Regions from separate parts of the Mus musculus genome. Here all the other regions are linked to region 1. Evidence: chromatin contacts called from ENCODE Hi-C data. All regions are on one chromosome and are shown on one strand. Each heading gives the region's core, a stretch centred on a gene start or an enhancer-like site at or near the end of the contact. The rest is flanking DNA. Distances are from core to core; before and after follow the strand shown.

Region 1 (5,738 bases), core at 2,666-5,165:
ATATTTGACAACATAATATGCTTTTTTCTTGTTTGTTTGTTGTTTATTTTGTGGAGAGGGTAGGAGTTGAGACTGGGTCTTGTTTTGGTTTTGGTTTGTTTTCTTGGTTTTTGGAGACAAGGTTTCTTTGTGTACCTCCCCCTGGCTGCCCTGGTTCACTCTGTAGACCAGATTGGCCTTGAAGTCACAGAGATCTGCCTGCCTCTGCACCCGCTCCATTGCTGGGATTAAAGGTATGCACAACCACCACCTGGGTCTTATGCAGCTTATATTGGTCTTGAACTCACTATGTAGCAAAGGGTAACATTGAACCAATGGCTGATATTTCTAACATCACAAGTGCTGGTAGTACAGGCATGCATCAAGAATATAACTTTTAAGTGCCTTTCTAGCTCATCCTGTAAGGCAAGGAGTATTATTTTTGTTTTATAAATGATGCAAAAAATACTATATACTATATAATATGCATGTTATATGGTATATGTATTATGCGATCACATATAATATAAAATTCATATAGTATATAATATGTTATATAATAATGTTATATAATATGCTAACACATATATGCATATACTATATTATATATAGTATATAATATGCAGAATATCATACTGCTAGTGACTGAGTCAGGATTCAAACCTAGCCTCACTGTTAACTATATTACACGAACCCTTTATTTTTAGCCATGTTGCTAAATAGGAAACTGGCCTTGATCCTTACTAAATATAATCTTGAGGGCTAGAGAGTGGCTCAGTGGTTAAAGTGCTTGCCTTGCACACATGAGTTTCTGAGTTCAAATCCCTGAACCCACATAAAGCTGCCTTGCTACATGTCCATAATCGCAGCACCTTCACAGTGTGATGGAAGGTGGAAACAAGATGACAGACAGCCAAGGACTGAGACTGTGGGTTATCATGTGATCTCCATGTGTGTGGCAAGCCTGTGCCTATACACATGAACGCACAATACACATAACACCCAACACAAACACAGCAACAATAGTCACAAGAATAATTTGTAAGAGAGCTAGAAAAGCAAAATCAATCTTGCAGATTGGTATCTTTCTTAGCTGTGTCCTGAGAAGTACAAAGTACTAGGAGAGTGCCACTGTGAACTCAGACAAAGCACTAGGAGAGGGCCACTGTGAACTCAGACAAAGCACTAGGAGAGGGCCACTGTGAACTCAGACAAAGCACTAGGAGAGGGCCACTGTGAACTCAGACAAAGCACTAGGAGAGGGCCACTGTGAACTCAGACAAAGCACTAGGAGAGGGCCACTGTGAACTCAGACAAGCCTTTTCAACTTTCTGAGTCTCAATTTACTCTTTAAAAAAAAAAAAAGATTTATTTATTTATTAAGTGTAAGTACACTGTAGCTGTCTTCAGACACACCAGAAGAGGGCGTCAGATCTCATTACAGATGGTTGTGAGCCACCATGTGGATGCTGGGACTTGAACTCAGGACCTTCAGAAGAGCAGTCAGTGCTCATAACTGCTGAGCCATCTCCCCGGCCCCTCAATTTACTCTTTTAAAAAAGTGTTCATTTAGGACTTGGAGAGATGGCTCCGTAGTTATGAGCACTGGCTGCTCTTCCAGAGGGTCTGGGTTTGATTCCCAGCACCCACATGGCAGCACACAACTCTCTGTGACTCCAGTTACAGGGGACCTGACACCCTCTTCTGGCTTCCTTATGTCCGAAACTCCATATGGTTCACATATATACATACAGACAAAAAAAAAAAAGGAAAAAAAACAACAAATCATACACATACAACCAAAATAAATAAATCTAAATAATCAATAATTGTGTATGTGTATACAGAATAGTATTTTGAAATAAGGAAAGGTAAGGTCTCAGAGATCAAGTGAACCCCTGGGCTTCAGATCCCCTTCTGTTCTTCAACTTTGTGGACTTGGAATGGAGATGTAGTGAGCTATACTTTCCTTATCACTAAGGTCATGCGCAGTTCATAGTTTTATGATGACTAACACAAGAAGCCTTAGCCTAAGTGTCAAGCCTGGAGCCAGACACTTGGAAGACTGTCAAACAATAACGGAAGGTTTTAAAAGTTCCAACCAATCCTTGGTCAGTCAAGTTTTTGGTTTGTGTGTGAATTTTTTTCTTCTTTTTTTAAAATTTTCTTTCTGCCGGGCGTGGTGGCGCACGCCTTTGATCCCAGCACTAGGGAGGCAGAAGCAGGCAGATTTCTGAGTTCGAGGCCAGCCTGGTCTACAAAGTGAGTTCTAGTACAGCCAGGGATATACAGAGAAACCCTGTCTCGAAAAACCACAAAAAAAAAAAAAAATTCTTTCTTTCCTTTTTATTTTTTATTTTCTTTAAAAGGGGGGGTGGTGGTGTTAGGGTTTAATTCTGAGAGTGGAGAGCCCTCTAGTGTTCATTATACCCAGTAGATTCAGACTGACCAAGTCCTCCCTGCACTAGAATTTGCAATATCAGAGGCTACAAGAGCTCTCCAAAAGTCTCCTTATAGGACATTGAGCCACTGTCAGCGTAGCTGAGTTTTTTAGTTAGGGTGTATTCTGAGACCCTGTTTGAGAACTGAAAAAATACCCAGAGTGAAAAACCAGACCTGGGGCTAGAGAGATAGATGACTCCGTGGATAAGAGCACTGGTTTTTCTTCCAGAGGACCCAGGTTCATATTCCCGGCATCCATAGGGCAGTTCACAACTGTCTATAACTTCAGCTCCAGGGGATCTGACACCCTCACACAGACATGCATGTAGGTAAAACACCAATGCAGATAAAAATAGAATAAATTTAAAGTAGAAAGACCAACAACTATGTGGGATTAAAGCAAACCCGAGGATGGAAAATGTAAAAGGAGGCAGTGGGTACCCTGGTTAATCTCAACCATCCTACCTCGCACAATGTTGTATTCTGTTTCAGCGGGTGCTGACGGTACTGTTTGAACCCAAGAGAAAGGAAGTGGGTCTACGACTAGAAGAAAAATTCGGTGGACTGATGTATGGAGAACCTGAAGGAAGACATCAACAATAACAAGTAGCCCAAGTGGGCAGTTCCTGAAGACCAGGGAAACGAGGAAGCAAGGTCCCATGAGGAATGTTGAATAAATAGTAAGATACTTGAGGGGGAAGTCCTTCCAGGGAAACCTCTGAAATGTTAGTTTATTATTTATTGGGAGTAGGGGGACAGTGGGTACCCTGGGGTTGTTCAGGCATTCATCCTGCCGGGGCCCCAAGGTTACTCCTGTGACTGGAGTAGTTCTACTGTGAAAACTGTACTACCTTCATTGTGAAGTACTAAGCTACTCCAGTGAACTAATCTTTAGTTCATTATCTTCCATTCATCCACGGAGGCAATAATCTCTCTCACAATTTTTATAAAAAACACTTTTCAAAAAAAAAGGGGGGGGGCTGGCGAGATGGCTCAGTGGGTAAGAGCACCCGACTGCTCTTCCAAAGGTCCAGAGTTCAAATCCCAGCAACCACATGGTGGCTCACAACCATCCGTAATGAGATCTGACTCCCTGGTGTGTCTGAAGACAGCTACAGTGTACTTACATATAATGAATAAATAAATCTTTAAAAAAAAAAAAAAAAGCAAATTATTTGTTACCGTATAAACTTTCTCGCTGAAAGCTGCCAGCTTTGACTGAAATCAACTGCAATACCTACTAGAAGATTCCAGAAAGACTGCTGCGGAAGAACCTTGTAAGTAGAAAGACAACACTTGGAAAATTCTTTCTCCTACAAACACCGAACCTTTGGCAAACCACATTACCCAGAAGACCTTACGGCCTGGCCGGCCCTCGCGCCGTGCATTCTGGGATTGGTAGTTTTCAGGGCCTATTCGTCAGCTCGCGTGGTGCAGGCCCAGGAACTCCCTTTCCCGGCTTGCCGCGCGGCCTGGGTGCTCCTCCGTGATCTGGAAACGCGAAAGATGGCGACTGTTCGGCGACGTTGAGGCCGCGTTAGGCGGTTCAGGCGCGGGGTGGTGAGTCTTGGCGGTGGAGGCGGCTCCCACGAGTTTGGAGAGTGGGTGAGGAGCGGGAAGATAGCCGTAGCCTCAGCCCGGAAGGGGAAGAACGCCTCAGGGAAGGGGCACGAGCCAGGGCAGCTCCGGCGGGCAAGAGTGAAAGGGGCGCGGGCCCCGGGAGCAGTGTTGGCTGCCCAGGGCACAGGCCACTTCCAGGACTGTATTATGAGCCTAGACTTTGGCCCGTGGACATCGCCCTTGTTATACGTCAGTCTGACTTAATTCTTGTTTCCTTACTTCGGCCAGACAGGAACTCTAATGTGCTCCCAGAACCCACCCCATGCCTTCCGGCTCGGGGTTGCCAACTAGTGCTTCGGCCGGAGATTAGTTCTAACCCTAACCCACAGTTGCACATCTTCAAATTCTACTCGTACTTTAAAACGAGCCACTTCCTCTGTGGGCCCTTCCATATCCTCTTTACGAATGGAAAGGACCGGCAACTTTGGATTCTTCGCCTGAACGTTCTTATCTTGGCGTGTCTTGTGCCATCTGCTGCTTCCTGTGGACAGAATTTCATTTTGTAGTTTCCACGGGGCCTACAGCTGAATGTTGCATATATAGTAGCGCTTGATGAACAATTAAATGAAAACAATTGGCCTTTGCCCTACAGAGAACTGGGAAGCACGGCCAGGGTCTTTTGGAGCCCGGGTCTTTTGGAGCTTAAGCTGGCCTTGAATTCAGTATGCAGCCTAGTCCATTTTGTCTTTGGACGCTCAGTACTGCCTTCACCTTCCTAGTGCTATGATTACACTTGTAGACTATTAAGCATTTTCTGTAATTAAAAAAAAAAAACAAAAACCAAGTCTACATATTTCCTTGTAAGTCACCAGAGTAATTCTTTTCAAATGTAATTTTTGGTCGTATTATACTCTGCTTAAAGTTCTCCAAATGTTCTCGTTGAGATGACGTTGAGAGTCACATGCCTTTGCACGGGCCCCTAACAGTGTATTTTGCTTCTATTGACAGTTCTCATTCTGTCCCAGACAAACGCCATTCAAGCTTAGTGTCTTCTTTATTTTCTTTCTTTCTTTTTCTTATTTAAAATCTACTTATTTAGTGGATTGAGTACATTATAGCTCTCTTCAGACACACCAGAAGAGAGCATCATATCCCATCACAGATGATTGTGAGCCACCATGTGGTTGCTGGGATTTGAACTCAGGACCTCTGGAACAGCAGTCAGTGCTCTTAACCGCTGAGCCATCTCCCCAGCCCCCTGTCTTTATTTTGTTTTCCTTTTCCTTTTTTTCCCTACAGCTGTAGTGAAAGTCACCAGTAACTTCCACTTCCCCCCCAAATCTCTAGTTCCTACTCTTGGTTTTAAGTTGAAATCCAAGCACCTTTGCCCTGGTTTCTAACAATTTCATGATTTGACTTCTCCTCATTCTTGTGTTTTTTGGGGTGGTGGTGGTATGTATGGGTGTTTTTCATGTGTTTATGTCTGTGCACCACTTGAGTGCCTAGTGTTTGAGGAGGTCACAGCAAGGCGTCAGGATCCCCTGGGATTGCAGGTGCTTGCTTGCCAGCCATCATGTGGATGCTGGGGACCAAACTCAGGTCCTCTGGTAGATCAGCCAGTGCTCTTAACCACTGACCAATCTCTCCAAGCCCCTGACCTTGTCTTTTTTGGGGGGGGAAGATGGGGGGGGGTCGAGACAGGGTTTCTCTGTGCAGCCCTGGCTGTCCTGGAACTCACGCTGTAGACCAGGCTGGGC
Region 2 (6,099 bases), core at 771-3,270, about 65 Mb after region 1:
GGCCAGGAAACTAAAAGGTGTGGTTAGATCCTCTGACCCTTATGTTATAGGACTCTCTGTCTTGGCAAAGGAAATAGTCAAAAGCTGCAAGGCCTGTGCTATGACTAATACAGGACACTTTATGTATACTCTCGGGAAGAGGCTCAGAGGTGACCAGCCTGGGGCCTACTGGGAGGCAGACTTCACAGAAATCAAGCCAGCCAAATACGGCAACAAGTACTTATTGGTTTTTATAGACACCTTTTCAGGCTGGGTAGAAGCTTTTCCTACCAGGACTGAGATGGCCAATGTGGTGGCCAAAAGATCCTAGAAGAAATCTTCCCAAGGTTCGGGATACCCAAGGTAATCGGGTCTGATAATGGACCTGCCTTTGTTGCCCAAGTAAATCAGGGATTGGCCACTCAGCAGGGGATTAATTGGAAATTACATTGTGCTTACCGACCCCAGAGCTCAGGTCAGGTAGAGAGGATGAATAGAACCCTAAATGAGACCCTCACCAAATTGGCCTTGGAGACCGGTGGGAAAGACTGGACAGCCCTCCTTTTCTTTGCCCTGTTTCGAGTTCGGAACACCCCAGGACGATTTAAACTTACCCCTTATGAGATCCTCTTGGGAGGGGGTCTTTCAGGGGTTTATAAAGGCAAAAGGTCCCATAAAGTTACCTTGTGTTTCAGTGCAGGTACATATCCTTCAACCAAGGGCTCAGATAGCAATAGATATCTTGCTTGTATGTCTCCAGTAAGCAAGCGTTGTTTGCAGAAACAGAAGCAGTGGAGTTGTGACCATTATCTTGCCCAAACAAGGTCAGGCAATTACAAGAATGGATCCTATCATTTTGGGAAGATATCTGTCCTTGAACAAGTGGGGCTTCTTAGGATAGAGGCGATTTTGTTTGATAGACCTCTTAAGCATAGTAATTTAAATGTAAAACATAATGTTTTATATCACAGGTTCATGACTATTTCCCCTCTCAGCACTGAGACCCCATCTGGCTTAGATCCTTGCATACCCTGTGCATCCTGTGCATTCACATGGGCTTCAGCTTTGCTGTCTCTGGAAGGTTCTGTTTCCTTGGTGTGTTCCATCCCCTCTGGCTCTTACAATCTTCCATAGAGTTCCCTGAGTCCTGAGAAAGACAATTTGATGTAGACATCTCATTTAGGATCGGATGGTCCAAGATGTCTCACTCTCTGCACATCATCTAGTTGTGGGTCTTTGTGTTTGGTCTTATCTACTGCAGGAGGAACCTTCTCTGATGATGGCTGTGCAGAATACTGATCTATGAGTACAGCAGAGTGTAAGAGTCAACCTCAAAGCCTGTTTCCGGTGACACAGCTCCTCTAGTAAGACCACATCCTCTCATTCTCCCCAAAGGGCTACCATCTGGGGACTAAGCATTCAAACACAGACATATGGGCCTGTTCTCATTCAAACGCCACATTCCCTTTCTCTAAGAATAAAATTAGATGTTTAAAAAAAAATCACTTTTTAAACTGCTAAATATTTTATCTCTGCTGCCTTAAAAACCTTTCAAATATTTCTCTCTGTTTCCTGAAAGAGTGAAAAATTAAATTGATCTGGTCTCTACTACACTCTGGGAGTGATTTTCTCCCACAGCAGAATGTTCAAGGAGATAACAATTTTCAACTTCAAAGCTATATTTCAAGTCGGAGTTAGTGTCTGAAACTCCAGATTGAAGCAGAGTGATAGTGAGAGCTTTGCTGAGCTACGTGCAGGGAAAAGGTAGGATTGGCCTTAATCAGACCAGGGATGAACTTCAGGTCAAGTTCAAGAACTTGGTAATAATTTATTCTCAGCTGAGCTAATTGTTTCTGAAAAGTCTCCTTTCATATCTCAAACTGGCTTCGGTCTTTGGGAGACCTTGTGATTTGGGGTTGATGGTGCTCCTCATCAACCTTATCTGGTAGTTCTACAATTATAAACACCCCAGGGCTCATGTCCGTCTGGCCAATGTGTAGTAGACATTTCCGTCCCATCCAGATGGTCTTCCTGGCAGGCCAGCTGGGCCTGTGCCAACGTCCTGTGATGGCTTCTCGAATTGTATCAACCTTCATACATCATGAATCTAAGAGGCAGTCTGTTCTCTATTGTTAAAATTTTCCTATTCAAATTCATATTCCCTTAAGGACCATTTGTCTTTTGGCCTATCTACAAGCAATTTGCCTTTGTTTTCAGTTCTTGAAAGGCTCAATATTCCTTTTTCTGCCTCCCAAGTGCTGGGATTAAAGGCATGTGCCACCACACCCGGTTTGGAATTTTATTTCTTTATACCTCTATTTACTTAGTGGTTTCTTAGCACCTGAGAGTAATCCTCTTTATTCTTAGGTTTGCTCCTTCAGTGCAAAGACTTCAGTTTTAACCCCGAATCCTCCTGACCTAAACCAAAAAGCATTCCCAAGTATCAGCAGGTATCAGAACACTGAGACTGTTATTGGATTTCTCTCCTCTCTCTCTCTCTCTCTCTCTCTCTCTCTCTCTCTCTCTCTCTCTCTCTCACTCTCACAGTCGCACATGCACACACCACACACACACACACACACACACACACACACACGTACGCACATCTCAGAAATTGTTCCATCATGAGATAGGATGTCTTTCACCACATAGCCCAGGTTGATCTCAGACTTATGATTTTTCTTGTAGTTTTCCCATGTCTGCCTTCTGGAACTGTAGACACATACCCTGTTCAAAATCATTTAAATCATTTTTGGTCATTAAGATGTATATCCATGCAGGCTGGAGAGATGGCTCAAAGGTTAAAAGCACTGGCTACTCTTCTGGAGGAGCTGGGTTCAATTCCCAGCACTCTCACGGCAGCTCATACCTGGCTGTAGCTCCAATTCTAGGATATCTGGCACCATCAAACATACATTTAGGCAAAACACCAAAGCACATAAAATATAATATAATAAAATAAAATAAAAAAGATGTGTACCCAATGCAAGGCTAATGTTAATATACATATGTATAACTTGTAAAGAGAAATGCTTCTGTGTCCACACTGTTGATAATTGGTCTTGGTTTATATAGAGAACCCAGTAAAAATTATATCACTGTGAATAATAGCAACATTATCTTTTTTTTTTCACAAACCCCATAGAAAAAAGTCCAACCAGAAGATTGCTCACATAGAAGAAACAAAGGTAGCGAGAGGATCTCTCACATTGGAGTTTGTAGTTCTCATCCATCCAGGGAACCAGCTAAGCCAGTTTGGTCACCATCCCAACCAGGAATTACTTGTTCACTTCCATTTCAGTGTCAAGGACATGACCTTCCTTCAGATGCAACGTTCTCTGTCTCCATCTCAAGCTGTCCTCAGGCAGCTGCCTTAAAACCTGCATTCTCCAGGAAGCTTGTCTGACCAACTCCACTGGCCTAGGATCTTTTTCTGTACTCTACATTTCTCAACTTTAAGGTTGTCAGAATTAGCAAATATTAATACAGGATGCCCAGTTAAACCTTAGTTTCAGATACACAATGAAAACATGTTTTTAAAACATAGGGCCTCGGGAGACAGAGGCAGGTGGATTTCTGAGTTCGAGGCAAGCCTGGTCTACAAAGTGAGTTCCAGGACAGACAGGGCTATAGAGAAACCCTGTCTCGAAACAACAACAACAATAACAAAACCAAAAAAAAAAAAAAACATAGGGCATTCTTATTCTAAAAATTATTTCAAATATTAATAACTATTAATAGGATTCTATCTGGCCACTCAAATTTAAAGGTATTATAAAAAAATAATTACAGACCTTTGGTATTATGCTTGTTTATATGTTACCTCCAGCTTTTCTGAGAGTGATTGTTATTTCTGTGTTTTTCTAAGTAGATAATAAATGCTTTGAACTGTCTGTGGCAAAGCCCTCTTCCTCTATGCTACCAGTGCCATGAATAAATCTTTAACATGAGCTCCATGTTTATTTTCCTGACTGGAAGGAATTCTGTGAGGTGAACATAAAGCAATATAAGGTCTATTAAAGAGATTGTCAAATTAGAGGGTTATATGATGACTCAGCAGATAAAGGCACTTGCTGCTAAGTCTGATGACCTCAGTTCAAACCCTGGAACCTGAATGATTTGAAGAAGAGAGAGCACTCTTTCAAATTGTTCTCTGACCTTCTCCCCCACAAAGAGATAACAAATCAATGCTTTTTTTTTCCTCTTTTGATGGAGGATAATATTATGTAGCTCTAGCTGACTTGAAACTCAATATGTAGACCAGGTTGGCCTTAAACTAACTAGTAGGGAAATCTTTGCTCCTGGAGTGTTTCTGGGGTTAAAGGTTCACACCTATCCAGTATAAATGTGATTTTTTTTTTGTCAACATAACCTAAATTTCTAAGGTGTATTAGAGAAAATCAGAAGTTATGTTTTGCTACATTTTATGCATTACTAAATTCTGCCATTATCTTATCTGCACATTGTATTAATAGTAATTCATTTTAGGGGATTTCTTGTATTGGCTAAGGAAAAGTACAGCTGCTGTAGCAATTGTTGTAGATCCCTTTCATCATTCAGCAGATGCAAAAACTGCCCTGTGCTGTAGCCAGTGGCTGCTCTGCTGATTTCCCCATGCCAGCAGAACCCTGGCCTCTTTATTCCGGCAGAAGGGGGACAGACATTTCTGACTCAGTTCTGACAACTTGCCATGTGTTCACTTCCAAAGGTTAGGATGTAGTGGCCTCCTTCTGAGTGTCATCTGTTTGTTCTTAGCAACGAGAACAAGTGTTTAAAAAGAAATTGAGATAATATTCATATCAAGTTTATTCCAACAACTGAGTGGAGTGGGGTCAGGAGGAGCTGAAGCCAATACCACAAAGCTCAGAAGTTGGACAAGTTGAGTTTTCTTGGCAGGCCACTCTGTGGAGGTGGGGATTTTGAAACATGATTCTTGATTTCTGGAGGAACTTGCTAGTTGGGAAGGCAAGGCTCATGAGAGACAATGAAAAAGTAAGGGGCCGTCAGGGCGGGTGCAGGGACATTCTTTTATCTCAGCAGAGCAAAAAGGGAAATGGTGACAGAGAAGGGAGGAATGGTGTGTCTGGCGCAGTTAATCAGGGACTTCCTTGTTTTCAAACCTAGAGTAGTGTGGAGTGTTTGTGATGAGAAGAAAGGAAGTAGTGGGGTGGGAGGGATCCTGTTTTGTCCTATTTTTAGAGGGCTGGGAGGGGGAATACCCGACTCCCATGACTAGGGTGAAACCACACCACCGGCCTGGGCAGTGTGTGTGTGTGTGTGTGTGTGTGTGTGTGTGTGTGTGTGTGTGTATTGCAGTTAGGGGTGGGGCTCTGGGACAAAGGCTTACTCAAACTCTGAGTGTTAATGAAATCAGGAAAATGTGAAAAAGGAAAATTATTAGCTCTACTGTAGACTTCTATTTTAAAATAATAACTTATCTTCATTAAGTAAATGGCTCTAAGTAAAACTTCTTTGTTTACTCCCCCTTCCTCCTTCCCCTCTGCCCCCTCTGCCCCCTCTCCCCAGAGTTTGAGCATGTGGTGTTGAAAGGGTCAGCTTAAAAACTTTGGGAAGGTCATGAAACACTTGCCCCTTCAGAAGGGCGAGTCTAATTAACATTTTTCAGACAACAGGGCAGAACCGACCTGCAGGTGGGGACACATTTTGCAGGACAGACCATTGTCCACTTTCAGATGAGGGAAGTCCTTGTCACCTCATTCCCTAAAGACCAATCAATTTAAAGAGTGCACTGTTCAGCTAATCATATTGTGCCTAGTTGCTGATGCTCCATTCTGCCCCTGGAAACCATATAAAAACTTGCCGAATGGTTGCTAGGGGTCACAGTCTCTCCTTTGGGTCTGGGACAACCCTAGTGCACTGGAACAATAAATTCCTCTTGCTTTTTGCATCAATATTGGCTCTCCGTGGTTCACTCAGGGGGTCCCCAGTAAGGTAAGGCTCCCCGGAGTCTTACAGTGTGTGTGTGTGTGTGTGTGTGTGTGTGTGTGTGTGTGTGTGTGTGTGTGTTGCTGGGCTACAGATGTGCATCACTGCATCTGGCTCTAACACAGGTGATGGGATTATAACTCAGGTCCCCATGCTATCAAAGCAGTTACTTTC
Region 3 (6,285 bases), core at 1,938-4,437, about 66 Mb after region 1:
TCATTTCTAAAACTGAGCGGTGGTTTCCTATTCAACACCAAAGCTAAAATCATAAAAGGAGAGTTTGGGAGGAAAGTAGACTGTGAAATGATTTTGGAATGCATACTTATTATTTTGTTTATTCAAAAACTCTTGCTAATATTAGCATCACACTTAGTCACATCTTAAAACTCATCTCACTAGCTGGCATTATTAGAGCAGAAGTTGTTGAAATAGAATCAGAATCTGGGATTGAATAGTACTGTTCACAACAGCCAAGAACCAACCCACATGCCAATCAACTCTAAGCAAAGGGAATGTGGTATAAATACAATGTCCATGGCAGAGTGTTAATCAGGCCTTAAGAAGAGCAAATTATGTCATCTGCAGGCAAATGGCAGGAACTACAGATCACTATGGTATGCAACATTACCCAAACTCAGGAAGACAAAAATGTCATGTTTTTGTCTCACACATTGAAATTAGATTTTTAAAAAGATGCAAAAAGAGAAGGGAAAAATATTTGAGAAAAGGGAGGGATAAACAAATGAGGGTACTGAAGCAGATGTGATTAATTACATTATTTACATGTATGAAAATGTCACAGTAGGATCTATTGTTTTCTACAATTGATATATACTAAGAAAAAATGAATGAGAAAAATGGTATCTGAGAAGCCAAATCATAAGCAAATTGCATAATTTTACATTTCTTTCTGAATGTTTGGAGGTGTTCCCACTCTTCTCTTCCAACCTGCAAGTGCACACCTTAGAGAATAAAGAACAGTAATCACTAGAGTTAAGACATAAGAAAAGCAAGCTACTCTTCTTGGTCCCTTCTTCAAGAGGGAGTGATGCTCACCTGCAGCATGCCATTCCTTCTAGAACTAACTGGCTGCCTGAGTTCAGGGTTATCTAGACTTGGTGTGATGTGGGGTCAGCGAGAAGAGGAAGGTGGGGGCTGCTGCTCTGTTCCTTGGAGAACTGAGTTGGAGACTATGGGAAGATGAAAGGTACCATGGCTCTTGTTCCCAAGAGGATGCATCCATATTTGGATCTTCTGAAGCATGTCCTCTGTGTGTAGCATGTCTTGGGTTACAAAGTCTGTGCTCCTGGTGATGATCACCTCTAAACACAGATACATTTTACACCATCACACCTGAAATACAAACTAAAGACAATCGTGAGACAGCTTGTTTTACATCAGCCCCTAAAGCAAAGGGATTCTGAGTTGATTTTAGAAGTGTGTGTATGCAACTGAGGTTGACTGTGTACAACACACACACACACACACACACACACACACACACACACACACACACACACACACACATCTATTTTGCTTAGTTTCCAAAGTCATCTTCCAAAGAGAAAATATATCTGTGTTTCAAGCAGATGGAAACACCATGAGCCCCATCCATACCTACTAATGTTGCTTCACTAGGAAGACATGTGATGTGGGAATGTCAAATTGTTGCTATCAATCAAAAGGACCCCCAGGCTGAGTGTACAAATGCAAAGTGAAAATTCTTTACAAGTCATTATCTATTGAGGGTGTACAATTATAGGAAATGAAAAGCTCTGTTCTTTTCTTCTCTCTTTGTCTTCTTCCTTCAACTCTCCCACCTCTTAAAAGTCGGTCTATTCCTCCTCTTTCTCTGTCAATCATCCTTCTTATCAGTCATTGAGATGTATACCAAGTTTTCTGGTCTTGGAGTAGATGTGCATGCTCTCAAGGACTGAGAAGGTCTGGCTGCCCTCAGCTTCCTTTAGTACTTGAAGAAGAAGAGTAGCCTTACTGTATGTGACTTCAACAACAACAACAAAAACAAAAACCAGAAAAGATATTCTTGATTCGTGTAATCAAGATATACACAATCAACCCATTCATGTCTGGGACAGGGTCTGAATCTAGGCAATGAACACGGGATGTTTTAGTGTTCTGCCCTTCTGGTATTATAAGTTCATCTTGGGCTTTTACTCTTCTTTAAATGCTTTACTTGGAGAAAATTACAGATTCGCATGCACTGCAGCAAATCATACTGAAAGACCTAGACTCCATTTGCCCTGGTTTCTCAATGACATCATCTTGCAAGGTGATATTTCCACATGACTACTGGGATATGGACCTTGATGTCATATCATGTGTTGGGCTTTGATCATCAATTTACCCTTTGAAATGATTAAGCCTCAGGTTGGACAATTAAGATGGCATTGTACAGGCTTCTGAGCAGGATGTCTTGTTGGCTGAGTGATGAGTAGCAGGCACTGGCAAGTCACTGAGTCTTGGGTTCCTTGAGGTGACCCAAGCTCTTGCACAATGACAACACTTACAATGGACAATGAACATTTTTGCATTTCGTTTCAGCTTAGGGTTTCCTAAAATTAAGACAATCGAGTGTAAGGAGGGGTACATACCAATAACCAATAAGCAGAATGCAAAGGTTCTGCTTCCAAAGTGGAGGCCTTGGGTACAGATCAGAACAGCTACCATGTCATGGGAGAGATAGAGGATGAGGAATGACAGAATGGAGAGCATCGCACTGACGAGGGCATGTCTGCTAGGTTCCCTAGTTCCCACCATAGTCCTCATCTGCCGGCTGTGGTTCCACAGGGAGGACAACAAGAGCAGAACAGCAACAGTGAAGATGAGAAATGGTAGTGTGAGACCAAAGACAAAGACTGAGAGTAGTGTGGCATGCGCTGGTCTGACCCGAGTTGTATTTTTAGAAGAAAAGCTTATAAAGATTTGCTTAGGAAGTTCTGAAGTCTCTCTGCTATGGATGAAAGTAGTAACAGTTACATAGACCACAGATGCCAGGATCAGCCATGGCACCAACCTGGATATCCTCATCTTCAGCCACAGAAAGAGTGGGTGAGGGATGGTAGCAATCTTGGCACAGTAGAAAACACCAAGCCATGTGGCAAACCAGAGACTCAGTTCATTTATAATGTAGACAAAGGTAACATTGTCAGCAAATAACGTGTGTCTCACCAAACAGGATAGACCCAGCTGTGCAAACAATATACACAATTGAAGAATGATTCGAGAAGTTGCCAGGCAAAAAAGAAGCAGATCCAGTGGGGCCATTTTCTTCCACATGATCAAGTCGATGGCATTGACAACCACAATGAGGCCATTTGCCAAGACCCCAGTTAAAAACTGCACTACCACAACCAGGAGGAAGAAGAGCATATGACCTTCCATCGTTTTAAAATAGAAGAACCAATGACTTCTTTAAATGATACATAGAGTTATGCACAGTCTCAGCCATGTATGATTTCTGCTTCCTTTCAACTAGACCAAGGTTCCTTTGGAGATGATGCCAACCCAAAGACAATGGAAGAGGAAGGTGGGGCCCATTTGTTTATAGTGCTGCCTTCTCAACTCAATGTCAGTCAAATAAGGAAGAGATACCATAGAAACGAACTGTGCCTTATGACAGCTTTTGCATTTTTCAGGTCTTCTTAAGTGTCAGAGCCATCACAAGTAAATCGTGCAACCAGAAGCCTCCAGGTACCTAGTGAGGACCACCTTCATGCCTTGCCTTACTTAATTATGATTGTCCTCAATGCTAATGAGGCATCCTGGAGCATCATACAAAAACAAGTCACTTCTGTCAGAGTGACGTCACGGAGGTGGGAATATAAGTTTCCTCTGCATTAGTTCTCTAGGCTGCAGAGCCAGCAACCCGGGATCACCTCAAACACTGTTAAATAACAAGCCATACATGATAAAACACAAGGCTAAAACGTGTTTGGAAGATGGCTCAGTGGGTAAAATACTTGCTTCACAAGCACGGGGACCTGAGTTCAATCCCCCAGAAGTCACAGTTTTAAGAACAGTAGCTGTGGCAATAACATGTTTACCTGCCCTCCAGCGTCAAGGAAACAGAGACCACAGATCTCTGGGTTCACTGGTAAGTCAGATTAGCAGACTCTTCGGTCTAATGGTCTCAACAAAGCTGTTTGAGCTGAACCTAGCCAGATCTCATAATAACAAGGTGGACCACGTCCTTGAGGAGTAAGACCCATGGTTGGACCCTGGTTTCCACACAAATGAGCACCCTTAAGATGAACATGTAACATCGTATGCACAAAGCTTAGTAATACAGTTTATATATATATATATATATATGTATATATATATATATATATGTATATGTATGTATATATGTACAGACACTGGGCAAAGCCTAAGGAAGGTCACACATAAGGAAATGAAGGCCTTGCTCAGAATCCGCATGAATCATCACCCATGATGACCCAATGTTTGAAACCTTTGCTCGGTTTTCCTTCCAAAATAATGAAAACCTTACAACAGCCAGGAGGTAAAGGGGAAAGTGATGGGTTGCTGTAACCGTTCCACAGATTAGAGTAAAACAAGCAAGCATTGTAATGTTTAGAGAATGCCACTGCTGAGCTAACCCATATTGGTTTCATCCTCAATGAGTTTGAAATGAAAAATTGTTTTATTTGGTAGATGGAAGGAACTCCCATGTAATCAATTTCGAATGGCTCTCAGACTTGACTCTGCCAATTAGATGACACCATCACTTCACATCACATCCCCAGCCTTTGACAATCAAAGACATTTCCAGACAGTACCAAATGATTCTGGTGACAAAATAATCATGATTAAAAGCCATAATCCCAACAAAAGCAAGAACAATGCTGTTTCCAGGTGCTGCTCGAAGGTGTGGTAGTCTGAATAAAAATGACCTCCATAGGCTCATAGGGAGAGACATTAATTGAAAGGATTGGAACATATGACCTTGTTTGAGTAGGTGTGGCCTTATTGGAGGAAGTGTATCACTGGTGGTAGGCTTTGTGGTTTTAGGAGCTCAAGCCAGCCCTGGTGCCTCACTCTCTCTTCCTGCTGCCTGCAGCGAGAATGTCTGCCTGTGTGCCCCCGTGTCAATAATGGACTAAACCTCTGAAGTGTAAGTTAGACCCAATTAAATATTTTCCTTTATAAAAGCTGCCATGGTCATGGTGTCTCTTCACAGCAATACCAACCCTAACTAAGACATACTAAAGGCACAATAAGTGAATCCTGTGTTTAATATGAGTTCCTTAGAGAATTCATTGGCAGAGTGAAAAATGAGGACAGTTTATAAACGTTGGGTAAATTAAAACTTCCAGCTTAGTACTTAATAAAATGCTCACCAGATCTTGTAACAAAGTGTAACTCCTTCTGGAAACATGTTACTTTGTCCCAGGGGGTCAGACAGGATTCTCCCCAGAACCTTATTTATAGACAACTAGAAGAGGAAGGACGAAAAATTAAGTGGCAGTCACTCTCCTTAAGACACTATTGCTCTGTGAATTCTTAACAGTTTCATGTAGGGTTGCCTCATCTTTGGTGAGGTGGAGGGAAGCAACAGGAAAGCTCTCAGGCAGCAGTCAAGGGAGGCAGTTTGGGAGTGGACACTCCCACATAGATCCAAGTTGGAGGAGCATCCTGATGGGACAAGAGTCATTCTTCTTCCTCTATTGAAAGGAAGACCTTCAATGCAAAGCACTATCATTCTGCACATGGCTGGCTAAGAAAGCAAAGTGGAGGAGCACCCATCTATGGCAGAGAGAAGCTGTGAACTCCAAAGGAAAAAACCCCATGGACTTCCTCATTTTCTCATTCAAGCCTTCTGCTTCCATTGCAAACGTGACTGCTTGCCCTAAGCACCATGAGGCTCGCCACTCACTCATGCATTCACTCATCCATTCATTGCTTGGCTTGTGAAGTAGAACCAAACTCAACTACAACACAGCAGAGGGCAGGTTGAGACACAAGTCCTGACCAACAGGCACACAACCCTAACAGTTCACTTTGTCTCTTTTAGCATGGCCATATTATTTACAGCATGGATCAGTCCTTGATGTGCTTCCAGCATGGGCCAAAGACAGTTCGCCATTGCAAACTAGATCACTAGAGCATGCATAGCACAAAAGAGCAGAAGGAAGGCTTGAGCCCAGAGCAACAGTATGACCTCTCAATGCTGACAGAAAAACAGAAGAGGGAACACACAATCTGCCAGGAAGTTCAATCATGCCCAACCCTAAGTGCCTCTTGCATCCTAGCATCTGTAGAGGCTACTGGATTCTCAGATAGTTCATTGTAACTTGTTAGAACCAGCCTGAAGGATAGAGACACCATGGGCGGGGGGACCACAAGTTATAAGGATTAAGCTACAGCTTTTCTATTACAATTTTTGTCATTGCACTGGCTGGTTTTGTGTGTGAACTTGACACAAGCTGGAGTTATCTCAGAGAAAGGAGCCTCCTTTGAGGAAATGCCTCCATGAGA
Region 4 (5,951 bases), core at 1,090-3,589, about 67 Mb after region 1:
TCTTGTCATCCCATAACAAGATACCCACCCGACACAAGCTGCTTACACAGAAAAAGAAGCTCTAGGCTTGCCAAGGTTACATGGTGAGACCATGTCCCAGAGCGAGGGATGGGGAAGAGAGAAGAGGCTTACCTAGCTTGGTTTTGTAGGTTCAAGACCATGTCATCCTGCATAATAGCTTCACGTGGTGTGAGGATCTCACGGTTACTGGTGTGTAGGGAGTGATGTGTGGGTGTGGATGAAGTCCTGAGCAAGTGTGCACTGCCGACAAAGACACAACCATGTCAAGGACCCCAGTGTATCAGAACCATGGGAACTGACAAAACTTTCCTTGTTGGTGAAGCTCAGAGGCATAGCAAGGTCTTCCTCTGGTCCAAGTATGTTTACGGACAATTGGCCAGTGTGTGCAGAAACTAGTAACTGCAGCTTCTTCCTCCAGATGACTGCAGTGTGAGACCATCTGTCACAGTGACTATCAGGTCTAGTCTTCTCCTACCTCCAGATGACTGCAGTGTGAGACCATCTGTCACAGTGACTATCAGGTCTAGCCTTCTCCTACCTCCAGATGACTGCAGTGTGAGACCATCTGCTACAGTGACTCCTATCAGGTCTAGCCTACTCCTACCTCCATTGCTATTCACTGTAAGCATGGCCAGGTTCTGGGTTGTGGCATCATGAGGCCAGTTCACAAGAGTAAGCATGGTCCACAGATCTCAGCTTTTCTGTGTGACACATATCCTTTCTTCACTCCTGTTGCTGCAAGCTGCGCAGGATAGGGCAGAGGATGAAGGTGATATGCATACCAGTGTGTGTGGAATCAGGAGCTGAGCATCTGCATGGGGCTAAACTTAGCTTTTTTTTTTTTTTTTTTTTTTTTGTGAGAAATCTCAAAGACAAACCTACAGGGACTGTCTTCTGTTGGGGGCTTTTTTTTTTTTTTTTTTTTTTTTTTGGTCTATTCTATTGTGTTCTAGTACATCAAGGTAGAAGAGAAGGAAGGTTAGAGGGAAAGGGGGATGTAGACCTTTTTGACTACTCCTGATCATTAGGGGCATTGAGTTTCTTGAGATCAGTCCAATCTTCCACAACAGGGCATCTCCAACGTCTCATTAAGCAACAGCAACAGGAGCAGCAGGAACCAAAAACCTCCTCCTCCTCTTCTGCTTCCTCCTTCTCTTCTGCCTCCTCCTCCTCTCCCCACTTCTTCTTCCTCAAAGCACCTCCCACTGCTCTGGAGACTGCCATTTAGATCACTCCCCTCCTAGAGTACGAGACAATCATAGTTAACGGTTGTGGCCCATCTGAAGCAGCCCCATATCCCACACCTGGGGTTAAAACAAAAACAGTCACATAACTTTTTTTTTTTTTTTTTTTTTTTGGTTTTTTGAGACAGGGTTTCTCTGTGTAGCCCTGTAGTCCCGGCTGTCCCGGAACTCACTCTGTAGATCAGACTGGCCTCCAACTCAGAAATCCACCTGCCTCTGCCTCCCAAGTGCTGGGATTAAGGGCATGCACCACCTCTGCCCGGCCAAAATTCCGTTTCTTGAATCTACTTTCCGTTATGTGCACGTTTAAGCATCCGGGTTGGAAACACTTTTCTTCTAATCTGTACTATCTTATTTAGAGAAAGCTCTAAGGATTATGTGAGGAAGGTGGCCTACTGATGCGAGCAGGTCTGAGTCTTTCATCATTCTTTCATCAGCCATTTAGTTCTGGCCAGGTAAGCTTCCCTTAATTGTGTCGCCATCTGAACCCATTTCCCTTAGAGGTAGATTCAATGTTGGCTTTCAGCTGTGAAGACGTGGTCTTTCCACTCAATTGCATAAGCCTCCCCAGGAGAGATTCTGATAACCTGGATGCTCGTCTTTTTCCATCTTAGGGATGCTTCTGTAATTCTTTCAGACGTGCCTCAGAACCACTCAAGAGCGGAACCAAAAATGCTCGTTCCGGGGCCGACTCTGAACGCCCCGGGAGTGGCGGTCGGGTACCCCAAGCTGGGACCCTTTGTCCCCCACACCCGCTCCGGCGGGCGGGCGGGCGTGCGCGCCGGGCTCGCTCCCGCCGCTCCGCGTTCCTTTTGTCCCGGAACGCGCCCGCGCCGCCGCCGCCGCAGCCGCCCCTCCGCGAGGTGCCTGCCGCCTGCCTCTAGGTTTTCAGTCTCCATCCCGCGCGCAGCCTTCGCCACCAGTCAGGCCGTGTTTCGCACCCCGCCCCCGCCTCCGCGAGCCCGGCGCGAGCGCGAGCGAAGGCGCGCGCCGGATGTGACGCGCAGCGCTCCGGCGCCCCGCCTTTTCCGCCGCGCGCCCCGCCCAGGCCCGTCGCTCGGCCGCGCGCCCCTCCCCCCTCCCCGGCGCTCGCTTTCTGTCAGTCGCTGTCCCTGTCCCCCTCGCCCGCGACCGGCTTCCTCTCGCACCCGAGCGCACGCACTTGCCCGGCCCGCGTCCTCTTCCTCCTCCACTCCTCCCGCCCGCCCGCCCGCCTTTCCCTTCGGGCCCCGAGGCTCTGCCGGGTCGCGGGCGCCTCGCGGCTGCGTCACCGCCGCCCCCCAGACAAGATGGACACCGCCGAGGAAGGTGAGGCGGCGGCGCCCGCGCCCTTGCAGCGGCGCCCGCGCTCCAGTCGGGCCGAGGCGCTCGCGGCGGATCCCGCGGGCAGTTTGCTTGCCCGGCGGGCGGGCGGGCGGGCGGGCGGGCGAGCGCGCGGCTCGAGCTGGTCCTCCAGCGGGCTCGGATCGGAAGGTGACCCTCTGCGCGCCCCCCGCCGGTTCCCGCGGGCGACGAGGACTCAGCCTCGGCTGGGACACTGGGGTGCCAGGACTTCGGTGTCCGAGACGTGGGGTGCCGGGACGTGGGACATCCCGGACGTGGGGGTGTCGCGACGTGGGGTGCTCGAGACATGGGGATGTCGGGAAGTGGGGCGCTGGAGACCATAGGGTGCCCGAGGCGTGGGGCTGCCGGGGACTTGACGGTGTGGAAGATCGGGGCCCCGGCCACCGCCATCCCGCGGTCCGCGGAGGAGGGGGCCGCAGTGCGAAGTCCGGGGGCGTTTCCACTCCCCTCCCCCACTCGTTTTTCCCCCCTCCGTGTTCGAGTCTGTTTGCTGTTGTCCTGTAGGCCCAACCTCTGCCACACAACTTCTTTGTTGACTTTGAAACTTCGCGGAAAATACCCCGCGAGGTGACGACTGCTGAGTGGACTGAACTGACCCCTGCTGCAAAATCTTGCTCTCTGTTTGCCTTACCCTAACTGCACTGACCAGACCCGAGAGGGGACGGTTTCTAGAGACTATTGGAGGAGGGAAAGGCGAATATTTAGGTTTCTTCTAAATCCTTGTCACCACAAAGCAAGGGTTTGTTTGTTTTGTTTGTGGACGTGTACTTTGGATGCGGTTGTTTTGAATTAGCAGAGAACACGAAAGAAAAGCAGCCACATGGGTGTAGAAAGCAGCCGCTTACCTGACGTTGTGGCAAAGTGTTTTAAAGCAGTTTTTAGAGGCACTGATGTATTAGTGAGTCTGTAGAGGAAATTATTGATCATGTACTTACTAGTGCAGATACTTACTGTTTAGATATATTCTTGTTCGAATGAGCGTTCTTTTCAACCTCAGGCTTTATTTTACCGACTTTACATGCAATCGAACCATCAAGCACTTGTATTGAAGTCATTAGAGTAATAAAAAGTTTAGTAATAATGTGATGAGTTGATTTTTTTTAAAAAAAAGTATTGTTTACAAAATATGCACAGGAGGATTGATTCACTTTGACGTTCCCGACAGCCCTGCGGGGTGGATGTGTGTTACCTTTCGTGGCTGTGGAAATGTAGGCTTATTTAATAGCTTGGTTAAGGTTCACACGGGTGGTAAGAAACAGTTGACCCTATTTTCATTGTTTGTCGCTGCCACTTCATTATGCTACAGTACGGTTCTATTCAATGAGTGAAGCTAGTTGCCATTGCAGAACTTTGGGAAAGAAACTGTTGAGGATTAACAATCGCCCAGGTTGATCTTGTGTTTACATCTCTGTAGGTTTCACAGCCGTTTATATTCAGTGCCTGTCTTTGTTTTGTTTGGTTTTTGAAATGAGTTCTCCATACTCCTCTGTTTCAGCATCTTGTACTACCATGCCTGGCTTTGATTCGAGTTTGTTTGTATTTTGCTCATATGTATTTAATCGTTGTTAAATGCCATGTGTGCTGGGACTCAAAACCTGGTCCTCTGTAAGAACAAGTGCTCTCAACTACACATAATCTCCTTTGATTTAAGTTTTAATGACTAAATCTAGCATCTGTATTACTTGGCTTTGCACTGACATATTATATGAAAACCTGATTTTTTTCCACCTGGGCAGTTAGTACTTCACAGATTTATGAAATGACCACAGGTATTAGTAACTCAGGAATTGAGAAACTGAGTGTGATGTCATGAAGGAAATGGTACTTCTAGTGCTTGAAGGTACTTTTTTTTTATTGGGATAAGATATAAGTGATGTTTTAAAAATCAATTTGGATATTGAACTCAAAGTAACTGATCACTTAGTGAGGACTCAGAGTGCTTTCCCTTTACTAACACTGTAGTACCTCTCAGGTTTTGGAAGGAAGCAACCTGCTGTTACACAGGTGAAGGAACTAAAGGTTAATTTGGATGAGCAACTTGCCCAAGTTCACTCAGGTGGCAAAGGCAGGAGAAAGAGTCACTCATGTCAGACCCCGTGTAGTTATTCATAAGTGAACTGGAGAGATGGTTCATGAGGCTCGTCAAGTGTTCCAGAGTGCGGTAACTTGTTTTTGTCATTTCCTTTGGAGGATGAATTATTAATATAAGCTAACAAGACCTTTGCCAGTATTCTCCTTCCACCGTATGGGTTCTAGGAGTTGAATTGAGGCCACCAGGCACCTTTCCTTACCTGAGGAGTCAACTCTTTAGGCATATGAAAGTGAATAGTAATAGTTTTCATGGCCATTTTTGTAAAGTTTTGAATTGAAAGGGTTTTTTGTTTGTTTGTTTGTTTTGTTTGTTTTTTTATTTCACAACTTAAAATTGACTTGAAATAACTGCAAGGGATAGATTCATGACAAACATTATAAAATGAAGGTGGCACAAAGCTTGTAAATGATTCTACTTGCTCAGTTACTGCAGGGTATTTAAAACAGTATCATAGAGTGTTTTGACTTGAATGCAAGAATGTGTGTGCACCATGTGCCTGCTGGTGCCATGGTGGCCAAAGAGGGCACTGGATCCCGTGGCATTATTGGAGTTATGAATGGCTGTAAGCTTCTCTGTGGGTGCTGGGAACTGAACCCAGGTCCTTTGCCAGAACAGCTAGCGCTCTTAATTACTGAGCCAGCCATCTGTCCAGCTCCTGTAGATTATTTCTTAAATTAAAGAAATAAAATTTGTTTCTTTTGTCTATAAACTGTTTGTTGGTTTTGTGTTTGGAAAGTATGACTTAACAGAAAGCAAATTAAATTTGTTTTACTACATTTATTTATTTATTTAAAGAGAGTATGTATATATGTATGTATGTGTGCCCATTTCATGGTGCAGTTATGGAGTTTAGAGGACAACTTACAGTAGTCGGTTCTCTATTCAGTTTCTACTTCAATCATGTGGGCCTTGTGTATCAAACTCAGGTTGTTAGATTTATTAACAAGCACCTTTACCTGATGAGCCAGACCCATTAAATACTTGTTAATAAGAGTGCATGTTGTAGGGCCGGAGAGATGACTCAGTAGTTAAGGTCCCTGGCTGCTCTTTCAGAAGACCTCACATCCATTCCCAGCACCCATATCGCAGCTTACAACTGTTTGTAACTCCAAGGAATCCATCGCTTTCTTCTGGCCTCCAAAGGTAACAAGTATGCATATGGTGCACAAATACACATGCAGGCAAATACCTATACACATTAAAATATATTTTTTAATGCGTTAATTTTTATTCTTCCATAATCTTCCAGA

What was found. A loop is a pair of places that touch in the nucleus more often than their neighbours do.
Region 2: a map of T-helper 2 cell shows a loop between it and region 1 (12-fold over the local background). The contact joins the enhancer-like site here to the promoter of Ddx23 in region 1. A Hi-C loop is called at or near these places in 1 of 37 maps with a recorded cell type or tissue (T-helper 2 cell).
Region 3: a map of regulatory T cell shows a loop between it and region 1 (9-fold over the local background). The contact joins the promoter of Tas2r119 here to the promoter of Ddx23 in region 1. A Hi-C loop is called at or near these places in 2 of 37 maps with a recorded cell type or tissue (T-helper 17 cell and regulatory T cell).
Region 4: a loop to region 1 is called in a map of T-helper 1 cell, with 6 times the contacts of the local background. The contact joins the promoter of Marchf6 here to the promoter of Ddx23 in region 1. A Hi-C loop is called at or near these places in 2 of 37 maps with a recorded cell type or tissue (T-helper 1 cell and T-helper 17 cell).

What each region holds. Positions count from the first base shown.
Region 1 is chr15:98,661,066-98,666,803 of GRCm38, reverse strand. It overlaps Ddx23 (DEAD box helicase 23), which reads left to right and starts at 3,915. Exons shown (of 17, transcript NM_001080981.1): 1 at 3,915-3,981.
Region 2 is chr15:34,045,598-34,051,696 of GRCm38, reverse strand. No RefSeq gene overlaps it. Among named protein-coding and RNA genes, the nearest start is that of Gm41290, 11 kb to the right of the region's middle. Within about 2 kb of position 2,020, at least 1 of the 3 ENCODE cell types and tissues checked has a DNase peak (open chromatin) inside an H3K27ac peak, as active enhancers do.
Region 3 is chr15:32,174,191-32,180,475 of GRCm38, reverse strand. Tas2r119 (taste receptor, type 2, member 119) reads right to left here and starts at 3,187. Exons shown (of 1, transcript NM_020503.3): 1 at 2,182-3,187. The coding sequence starts at 3,186. The coding sequence ends at 2,182. The region is part of intron 3 of Gm32499 (a long non-coding RNA gene); the gene reads right to left.
Region 4 is chr15:31,527,425-31,533,375 of GRCm38, reverse strand. Marchf6 (membrane associated ring-CH-type finger 6) reads left to right here and starts at 2,339. Exons shown (of 26, transcript NM_172606.2): 1 at 2,339-2,573. The coding sequence starts at 2,555. It overlaps Gm41287 (a long non-coding RNA gene), which reads right to left and starts at 2,272. Exons shown (of 3, transcript XR_875101.3): 1 at 1,439-2,272; 2 at 133-1,261.